Regions from separate parts of the Homo sapiens genome. Here region 2 is linked to region 1. Evidence: chromatin loops called from intact Hi-C (ENCODE). Cell type or tissue: CD4-positive, alpha-beta T cell. All regions are shown on one strand.

What was found. A loop is a pair of places that touch in the nucleus more often than their neighbours do. Peaks named below come from ENCODE experiments on the same cell type or tissue, not always from the same donor. Only the 100,000 strongest peaks of a DNase experiment are listed, where the experiment ranks them.
Region 2: it touches region 1 in a loop (2.6-fold over the local background); 3 of 110 quality-filtered maps call a loop at or near these places.

What each region holds. Positions count from the first base shown.
Region 1 is chr6:142,393,479-142,398,478 of GRCh38, forward strand. It overlaps ADGRG6 (adhesion G protein-coupled receptor G6), which reads left to right. Exons shown (of 25, transcript NM_198569.3): 9 at 418-480; 10 at 4,135-4,277. Among named protein-coding and RNA genes, the nearest start is that of ADGRG6, 94 kb to the left of the region's middle. In CD4-positive, alpha-beta T cell, no CTCF peak of the experiment used is centred here; a DNase peak (open chromatin) is centred at 2,423; H3K4me3 peaks cover 308 bases.
Region 2 is chr6:142,677,921-142,682,920 of GRCh38, forward strand. No RefSeq gene overlaps it. Among named protein-coding and RNA genes, the nearest start is that of HIVEP2, 260 kb to the right of the region's middle. In CD4-positive, alpha-beta T cell, no CTCF peak of the experiment used is centred here; a DNase peak (open chromatin) is centred at 2,611.

The DNA.
Region 1 (5,000 bases):
GTCCATATATCCTCCTGTGTACCTTGTTTTCATAGTTCTATACCTGAACTAGTTTTCTAAAGTGTATGTCATGACCCCTAAACATATATTCTGTGAAGATAAGAGATTTAATAACACAGAACAGGTGTCAAATTGTCATATAAGTTCAGGAAGTACGTTATTGTACAAACTGAAGCAGATTTTTTTATCAGAACGTCTCAGTTTCTTTAGTGTAATAATATGAATTGTGAATCTTCAAAACAGAGCAAAAGCACACAGTTGCCTAGCTTTCTGAAAGAAGCTAGAACCTCAGGACACACATTTGAAAATATTGGCTTAGAATTCCCATTCTGTCTCTTTATTTCAGGTCCCCAAATTTTATTGTTGATGATGTAGTTGGTGAGGTGGATTAATGAATATATGTATTTGTGTTTTTAGTTTTCACCTGAGTGCTGGAGAGGACAAGATTAAAGTCAAGAGAAGCCTTGAGGATGAGCCAAGGTAACAGGACAAAGTATTGTAAAGAGTATAACATTCTTTCTCTTGCTCACTACTTTATCTGGTAGAGAAATGAAAACAATTAGATAGGAAAGAAAAACTTAATCACATAGCACAGTTATTTCTTTAGCACTGCTGTACACTACTTTTTTCTTGTAGTTAAAACTGTAATGTAACAGACTGGGTAGTAATGTATATCCAATGAAAAATAATTGAGAAATAGGGCATTTAAAATGGATGGATTATTATTTTTAGTATTTCCAGTTTATTTATCATAACCCATTGCCTCTTACTTGAAATTGCAAAGGTACCTTCAAAGAAAATAGCTTTAAATAAAGTGTTTATATATGATAACATCTAATAATATGGATAATAGATGCCTAAATGTTTTCAGCATTTAAAGCTATTAGTTAATTTTCTGAAGTCTCCCTTTTAATATTTATATCAGGATCATGCCTTAATCATGCAGGTAATTTAATGGATATGTCCAGCATATATGACCAGTTGGCATGTAAGGACCAAATGTTCAGAGTACTGTAAAACAAACAAAAAAACCCTAAATTTCCAAATGGAATAAATTTAGTTGTATTTAGGTTATTCAGGTCATGTATTGCATCTCTGTAGATTTTTTTTTTTTTTTTTTTGAGACAGAGTCTCACTTTGTCACCCGGGCTGGAGTGCAGTGGTGTGACCATCACTCACTGCAGCCTTGAACTCCTAGGCTCAAATGATCCTCCTGCCTTAGCCTCCTGAGTAGCTGGGGCTACACACATGTGCTAGCATACCTGGCTAATTTTTAAAATACTATTTTTGTAGAGACTGGGTCTTGCTATGTTGCTCAGGCTCATCTCAAACTCCTGGCCTCAAGTAAACCTCCTGTCTCAGCCCCCCCCAGAGTGCTGGGATTACATGTACAGGCGTGAGATGTCATATCTGGCCTCCATACAATTTTTTAAAAATTTGTTGTGAAGCAAAAGTTTCTATAAGTCTTGCTGGATCTCAATAGACTGAATTAAATCTTATGGATATACAGCCCTGATGACGGAGCTTGCTTCTTTTCAGGTGATATCTTCTTACTATGAAAAGATAAAATTTCATATGAGAATTGACCAGAGAGCTTTTTTTTTCTTTTCAACACTAGAAAAACAAATGTTTTGAAAGTTATATTGAAAGATGTCATTTTTGTATACATAGTAAATGGACTGGATTGAGCCATGTGATTAGGGAAACTTGTTTTTATTTTCTGGTATTATAATTTTTTCTTTATGATATGAAAACACAGTAGTATATTTCAGTACTGTATTCTTGAAGGTGACAGAACTCTTCTCCACTATTTAACCAAATAATTTTTTTCAATCCTTTCTGTTAGGTCATATTGCATCTTCAGTAATGGATCCAGCAGCAATCAGGATCCCTTTGCTGGACACTTTGTGTAGCAACTGGGACAGCCCTGGGTTTGGTAGATATAGCCAATGGTATACCTTCTTCAGGCAGTCAGCGTCCGCTTTTTAGTGTACTTACTGTGGTTCTTCTACTACCTGGTGATACTAAAATCAGCCATCGTTAGTACATGTCAGCACCTCAGAAACTCTTCTTGAAGGACATTTAAATTCATGGGATTTCAGTTTCCTGGTCTTCAAAGCAATGAGTAATTTTACAGAAAATTATAGGGAGAATGAACTGAGACAGTGTATATAGCAAAATCCACATATTTAGGGGCTTTTTGGTATGAACTCTTGCCATTATTTAATATTTATGTTTATAGCCTTTCTTGTCTCTTTTTTCTATTCTCTATGGCTCTTACCCTCATTGGTGAGGCTTTATAGTCTCAGTTTTTGTCAAAACCACAGTCTACTACTTTTACATACATTGTTTTTTAAAAAAACTTTTCCTTTCAATTTGATTGTATCACTTAACACAGACCATAGCTTCAGATAATGCTGTCATACTCTATTGCCTAGACAGACAGGAAACCAAAGCCACAGAGAGGTTTTTTTCAAATAAAGAATGGCTGATGGTAACAACAGATAGAATGTAACTTTGTAGAACCATAAAATAGTTTCAGTTTTCAGGATGAGAGAGGAAAACACACAGATAAGACCTGTGAAAATGTATGGCTATTCCTGACTTGTTGGGTTTGGGTATTCAATATCACCCACAATACTTTGGGCTAATTATGTTCTCAGTATTCAAGACAAGTAAAAGGTCACATTCCCAGCTGTAAGTTCTCACCAACTGGAGTGGCGAAGCTTGTCTTTAAACAATGACTTAATCCAGGGATACTTTTTCATGGGCCATTTTAAAAATTGTTAAGCTATCATAGTCACATCTATGTTCACAGCTATCATTATATTCATTATGTTTGCCTCATCCTGAAATATGGCTTGTATGCGAATGGTAAGCAGTAGATCATTTTAGAGAGAGCTTTTCAGAGTTAATTATGAGAAGAGTAGAGCACCTATTCCTTGAAATTAGCACAGATATTTAGGAAAGAAAACTTGAGCTATTCTTTAATTTCACCTAGCCTTGAATAGCAAATATTTCACATATTCCTTCTTATTTTTTAACACCACAAATAAATTACTACTATAATACTTATTAATATTCATAGTTTCATAAATAAAATGTCACTGCCTCTCCACTAGACATTCCATAACTAGTTTAAAAACAATACTACCACTTTGTCTTTGGCGTGAAGACAGTAACTGATCTCAATAATATAACGTCTTATCTTATTCATTTCTCCTCTGAATATGAAGAAGAAACAATTTTTTTGTGAATCCAGAGCTTTCACATATAAGCAAAAGAAATTCTCCTCTACCTGACAAAATAATGTTACTTACTTTTACCTCAGTGTTAAATTAATAGTTTTGATTTCTGCTTTTGACTATAGCTGTGATTGTAGTGGAACAGAAAATTATATTACTTTAAATTGTAGAACCAAAAGTTTTTAACAGGGCTTTGGGGATACATTTCTTTGCTTCCCATAGAGGTATTTCCTTTTTAAAGACCTTCAAAGTCAACCATTCTATAACCTTCTTAAGTAATATGCTGACCAATCACAGAGTCGATTTTAAGTATTTATTTTGTGAAACTTTTTACCATAAAAAGTATTTGCAAATGCCTCATGGAGATAGAAAATCATTTGTTGCTATTCTGAAGAAATTATATCACATTCATGAATAGTAACACTTTTATAGTGTTAGTAAATATAAATAGTTAATTTCTAATAGTTAGAAATGGTAATTTCAAAAGATAAATGGTCAGTTGAAATCATAGTTTTATTAAAAAAAATTAATTTGGGGCCACAAAGAAAAAATGTAGAATTAACCACAGGAATGCTGTTTTCTTGTGTTTATGCTTTAAATGACTATATAATGTATTACTATAAATATTAAATATTAAAATATTTCTGAAAAGAAATGGAGTTATTTGACAGAATTATACAAGCAATAGCCTATAGAATCTATTAATATTGGAATATTTTTAACATTATAATTTACACAGCAGCAGAGAAAGTCTGTGAGCACCTTGGCTAATCTCTTCAGTCTCAACAGGTGATGGTCATCCCTCTACATCCAAATACTCTGTTTCTCCTACCAAATGACAAGCAACCAATGAACAACAACAACAGTTCTATCCGAAATGTTTCCCTAGGTTGGTGCTTTGGGCCCTTCTAGTTTACAATGCTACCAACAATACTAATTTGGAAGGAAAAATCATTCAGCAGAAGCTCCTAAAAAATAATGAGTCCTTGGATGAAGGCTTGAGGCTACATACAGTGAATGTGAGACAACTGGGTAAGTGACTAATTTTTTTATAATATGCATTTTATACAACTGTATATTCAGGTTTACTTGAAACAACAGCAGAAATTTTCTTTATGCGCTATTTGTTTATGTAAGTTTTTTTTCTGATGGTGAAGTTCAGTAACAAATGAATGACATAGCAGAAAAAAAAAATCAGCTCAGTGTCTGTGAATCCAAGGGAATGAAGGAGGTAGATGAAAGTTTATATTTTACTTTAGGAACATATTTTGAAAATACTAACAATATGAACAAAATGCCAGAATAATCTTGATCATCACTGTTGTCAACTTTAGGGAAAAAAAAGAGTGTGTAGATGTGAATGTGGGAACTCTAATGAGATAAATCTTATAGAAGGAGATTTCCTGTTTTAAAACATCTCCTGCTGGGCATGGTGGCTCATGCCTATAATCCCAGCACTTTGGGAGGCCAAGGTGGAGAATAACTTGAGCCCAGGAATTCGAGACTAGCCTGGGCTACACAGGGAGACTGTCTCTACGAAAGATTAAGAAATTAGTTGGGTGTTGTGCTGTGCACCTGTAATCTCAGTTACTAGGCGGGGCTGAGGCAGGAGGATTACCTGAGCTTGGGAGGTCAAGGCTGCAGTGAGCCATGTTCATGCCACTGCACTCCAGCCTGGGCAGCAGAATGAGACCCTGTCTCAAAAAAACAAACAGAAAACGTCTCCTTCTCTCATGTTCCCTGTCTCTATTAGTG
Region 2 (5,000 bases), 280 kb after region 1:
GTGTCTGCATCTAACACAACAAGACCCACCTGGGAAGAGGGCCTGATTTTTTTCTCCTACCAAAACTAAGTGCTTCTTTCTTCTCTTTGGAAAAATATTTAGTAAATGATTTCAACCTTATGTGCTAACAGGTTCCAATCCAAGTTCTTAAGGCAAGGACGGGAGCAAGATAGAGCTGCAGAATCTGTCAATATGGACTTTTATGGGAAGATGAAAAGCATGTCCTGAAAACTCAGGCAGGGATCATTGAAGGTGAGCTGTGTGCCTTCCTGGTTGCCCATCTCTCGAGGTGCTTGATCATGGACATTAGGTTGTAAATTTCTTCCAGCTATATCTATCTATTTAACAATGCATTTTCTTTAGCCAAAGTAATGCTTCTATAGTGCATATGAAATTTAGTCCACAAAAATTAGAGTGCAATAAATGTCACATTTATTTCTTTTCTTAATTTATTACAAGTTTCCTTTTCTTTTTTTTTCTTTTCTTTCTTTTTCTTTATGAAAAATCCAATCATGATCATTATTTGGGGTTTCATTCCCACCTTCCCAGTCAAGCAAAGTTCCTTGTGGTCCTAGGCACTTGGCAGTGTTAGGTGAGGGCACCTGGTCTTCTGTTCATATGTGCTCATCACTGGCGTGCTTGCTTCCCAAGCCCAAGAGGAGTTTCAGCTTCCATGCCAAGCAAGGACACTGAGCTCGGCATTTATGTTTAGTCCACTCTCCCAGCCCCTGAGCTATCCTCCTTCTGGGGCTCTGTATATAAGCGTATGATGGGGTAGGCTGTAACACTTTCTTGGGCCTCCGGTTTCCTTCTCTCCTTTTCAGCCCAGTCAGTTCTGTCTTTTGAACTCAGAGCACTACAATTCATCCACCCACTCCTCTCCCAGGACCTTCTAGTGTAACAAGACTGAGTTCTCACAGTGACCCCTAAGCATCTAAGAAGGATTGCCTTCTTTGCCTGGTTACTCCCACTTTCCTCCCTGTGCCACATGTGTGCTTCCAAAATGAGGCCCGACTACAAGAATCAAGTAACAGTCAACAACTCAATCAACTGTCCCTCCACCAACAACCAGAGACAGATGAAGTGACATCTGCAGCTGAGGAGCTGACATAGAAGAAAACATGGGGCAGCATGGGCTCGTGACTCCCCACCCCACTCCACTTGAAGGAGGAACCCCGGCCACGCATATCCAAGCAAGAGGAGAAGAGATCCTCTCTGGGAAAAGAACCCAGTTTGGTTGTGTAAAGAACAAAGCTTTTGACTGAGAAAAATCTGGGCTCAAATATGGGTTCTACCCTTTAGAACCCCTGAGATATTATGCAAATTAATCCCTACTCTGCTTCTTGGCAGAGTCCTTTCTGTAAAATGGTAGGTATTCCTTCCTTGCAAAGTCCCCATGAGGAGCCTAGGAGTTCCTGCTCTCCTTGACACCTCTCCCAAATGCAATAAATTACTCGCTAAGATACTTGGGGGATGGACAGGAAATGGCAGAAAGGCCAGGGGAGACATCCTAGGAGTCCAAAGATTTTTCTGCTACAGCCCAGTATCTTATTATGCTCCACATGCCAGATCAAGCAAGTGAGAGGAGACAGACATGCTAGGAGCGCAGGTCCACTATTCTCTACCCACTCTCCTCTCCTGGTGTCCCAGAAGGTGATCCTGTCAAATACAGTGTCATGGGTCAACCTCAAAGCCTAGGAGTCACTCAGGCCTCAGTAGAATCTCAACACCATCACAGAGGGTGAGTGAGCCTACTGATGTGTGATACAGGGACCATCCTACTTATGACATAGAATTATTGTAAGAAAAAATGAGATGACACAGAAAGGTCTCACCCAGTGACAATACTAGTGTCACTCTTCTTTTTCTTATTAACATCTTCTGTCCACTCGCTAAGAAACCTTTCAATAAATAACATCTGTTATGAGATTTTTCCTTTTCCTTCTTGTTTAGTTGGTTTTATTTGTAAACTTTTCAAAACTTTTTTTAGAGACAGGGTCTCATTCTATTGCCCAGGCTGGAATGCAGTGGTGTGACTTTGGCTCATTGCAGCCTCAACCTCCTGGGCTCAAGCAATCCTCCCAGCTCAGCCTCCTGAGTAGCTGGGAGTAAAAGCACACACCACCATGCCAGGCTAATTTTTGTATTTTTTTTTTTTTTTTGTAGAGAGGCAGTCTCACTGTGTTGCACAGGAAACAAGTTTTTTAGCCTCTTTCTGAGTATGTTCAACAGTGTGTGAATTCCATTAATCCACTAACTTGGAATCTAAATAATCTCCAGCCATTCCAAAGCAGCTCCAAAATATAAGAATCCACTAACAACAGATCTGCTTCCATGGAGCTAAGAGTGAACATCCCGACACACACTGCAAAGCAAACTGTGTGCAGGGTATATGCTTATAAACAGTCTCACCTTCACCCAGGATACCATCTTTTATTATTATTATTACTCTCTGTTTTCCTCTTGAATGCTGACAAGTTGCACTAGGTATTTCCTTCTCTCTTAGATACGAAAATAAAGCCTCTTCCAAACTTCTGGCTGTTGAGCTGCTATGCCAGGGTGTCAGAGCCAGCCCCTGAGTCACTCAGCCGAAAGCCAAGCTGAGGGGAGGTGGTTTTCATTGCAGGAACTTGGGTTAGCTTCCTGGAGACAAAACACAGCGACATCAATAAATAGGGTAGAAAGGAGGCAGTGATAAAAGGTGAATTTAAACCTCAGTTTCAATATTAGCTAAAAAGCATACAATAGTTAAACATAGCTATACAATAGAATGCATTTCTATACAGTGGAAGAAAAAGGTCAAAGTCAAAGGCAGAACAGGCTTTGATTCTTCCATACACGCAGTCTACATGGACAGAAATAGCATTTTCTTAAATCCACAGCCTTTTTATGGCAATAGCCCAGCCTGTTTCTAATGGGTATTTTCAAGTTCCTTTTTTTCATTCATTCTGTAAATATTTATAAGTGCCTCCTATGTACCAGATGCTGGGGATACTACAGAGAAGAAGACACTGAAGTTCCCTGACTTCATGGAGTGTCTATTTTACCGGAAAAGATAGATTATAAACAATGCACACCAAGGGATGATGAACAAACTGTGACCCTGGGAAAGTGTCTTAATCATCCTATGCCACCTATTTCTCATCTGCTTAAGGGGGCTGCTAATAGTCCCGACATGACTTGGTGTGTAGGCTTGGCGTGCGGATGAATGAGTGTTATGTGTTTGAGGCTAAGCACAGTGCCTGGCTCTGGGTCAGCTTTGCCCATGTGCAGGCTGTTATAGCCCCATTGGAATGGAAGCTCAGAGAGTAGGGACCTCTTGTCTGTTTTGTCCATTGTCATCCCAGTGCTTAGAACCATGCCTGAAATAAAATAAACACGTGCTCAATCAATAGTTGTTGAATGACTGAAATTTTAAAGAGTGATAGAAGAGAGGACAGGGAGAGCAGGAAGCGGGGATAGCAGAGCCAGGATAACCTCTCTGGGGAGAGATAGGGGAAGAATATTTCAGAAAGAAGGAATGAGTACAAATGCACTGAGGCAGGAAAAGCTTGCTGTGTTCCAGGGTCTCCCGAACACTCCAGGGTGAGCACATGCGTCTCCGTGGTTGCGGGATCCTCTGGTTCCACCACTGTCCATCTCCAGCCTTTTCCTTCCCTCCTTACTACTTAGTTTATTTCCCCCACACTGCAGCATACGAATTCTCTCAGTTGAAATATATCTTACTATTTCCTTTAAGGAATAATAGTAGAACATAGAGGGAGACAGTAGGAAGTGAAAGAACACAGATCTCTCAAAAATTTCAGCTCTCCGCAGACTCAGATGAACCTGGTTGGTTGCAGTGTAGTCATGCTGGAGTTTCCAGACATCTCTCTGTATCTTTTATCCCTGTGTTTCATGCCCCTTCCTGAGGACGTTTAACAACTTGGGATTCCCAAGACTTGCCGTTAAGTCTTTAAGTGGGGAGGTCGCATCGCATTTCACAAACTCATTCCTCAGTAAGGGATGTTCATCCTATGTGTTTCCATCCCTCTAGGCTCAAAATTGTTCTAAAAGAATTGCTGAGGTGTCTTCAGAAATTCTCATATTTTCTCAAAGGAGAAAGTGGTATTTATTTTCTTATAATAAATAAAGCAGACTTTCCTCTGTTTTATGATGAGGCAATATGTAATCTAATAGGATGTGCCTGTGACTGGAAAGACCGGAGTGAAGAAGAACCCTTGACTCCTCCTGAGAGCTCCTTAAGTGTTCAGGCCACAGATGTACCCATCCAGGCAGTGAGAGGCACCAGCCATCACACAGTTCCCAAAACTGTTCAATTCCCCCAACACTCTTGCTGTCAGCCTTTGTAAATTAGTTGCTTCCTAGCCATGCTGAGGAAAGAAGAGGAGTCAGTGAAGAGATTAAATGTGTCATTCTCTCTGGTAGCCCATGGAAAAGGAAAGAGCAAGAGAAACTTTAAGTGGGATCTCTGCTGGCTTCTTTGTCATGGTTTTGCAATATCCAGGATATGGGCTGGGCATGGTGGTGCAAGCCTGTAATCCAGCACTTTGGGAGGCTGAGGCAGGTGGATTTCTTGAGCCCAGGAGTTCAAGACCAGCCTGGGCAACATGTCAAAACCCCATCTCTACAAAAAAAAAAATACAAAAATTAGCCTCTCTTGTATGGTAGTGTGCCTCTCTTGTCCCAGCTACTTGGAAGACTGAGTGGGAGGATCGCTTGAGCCCCGGAAGTAACTGAGGCTGCAGTGAGCTATGATCGCCCCACTGCACTCCAACCTGGGCAACAGAGTAAGACCCTCTCTCTCTCTCTCTCTCTCTCTGTCTCTCTCTGTCTCTCTCTCTCTCTCTCTCTCTCTCTCTCTATATATATATATATATATATATATATATATATACACACACATATACCTCCAGGATATGTTCATCAAATTGAGAAATGAAATTCCCTTGGGAGTGGATAAAAATGTTTCCATTATATAATATTTTCTTACTGAAAAC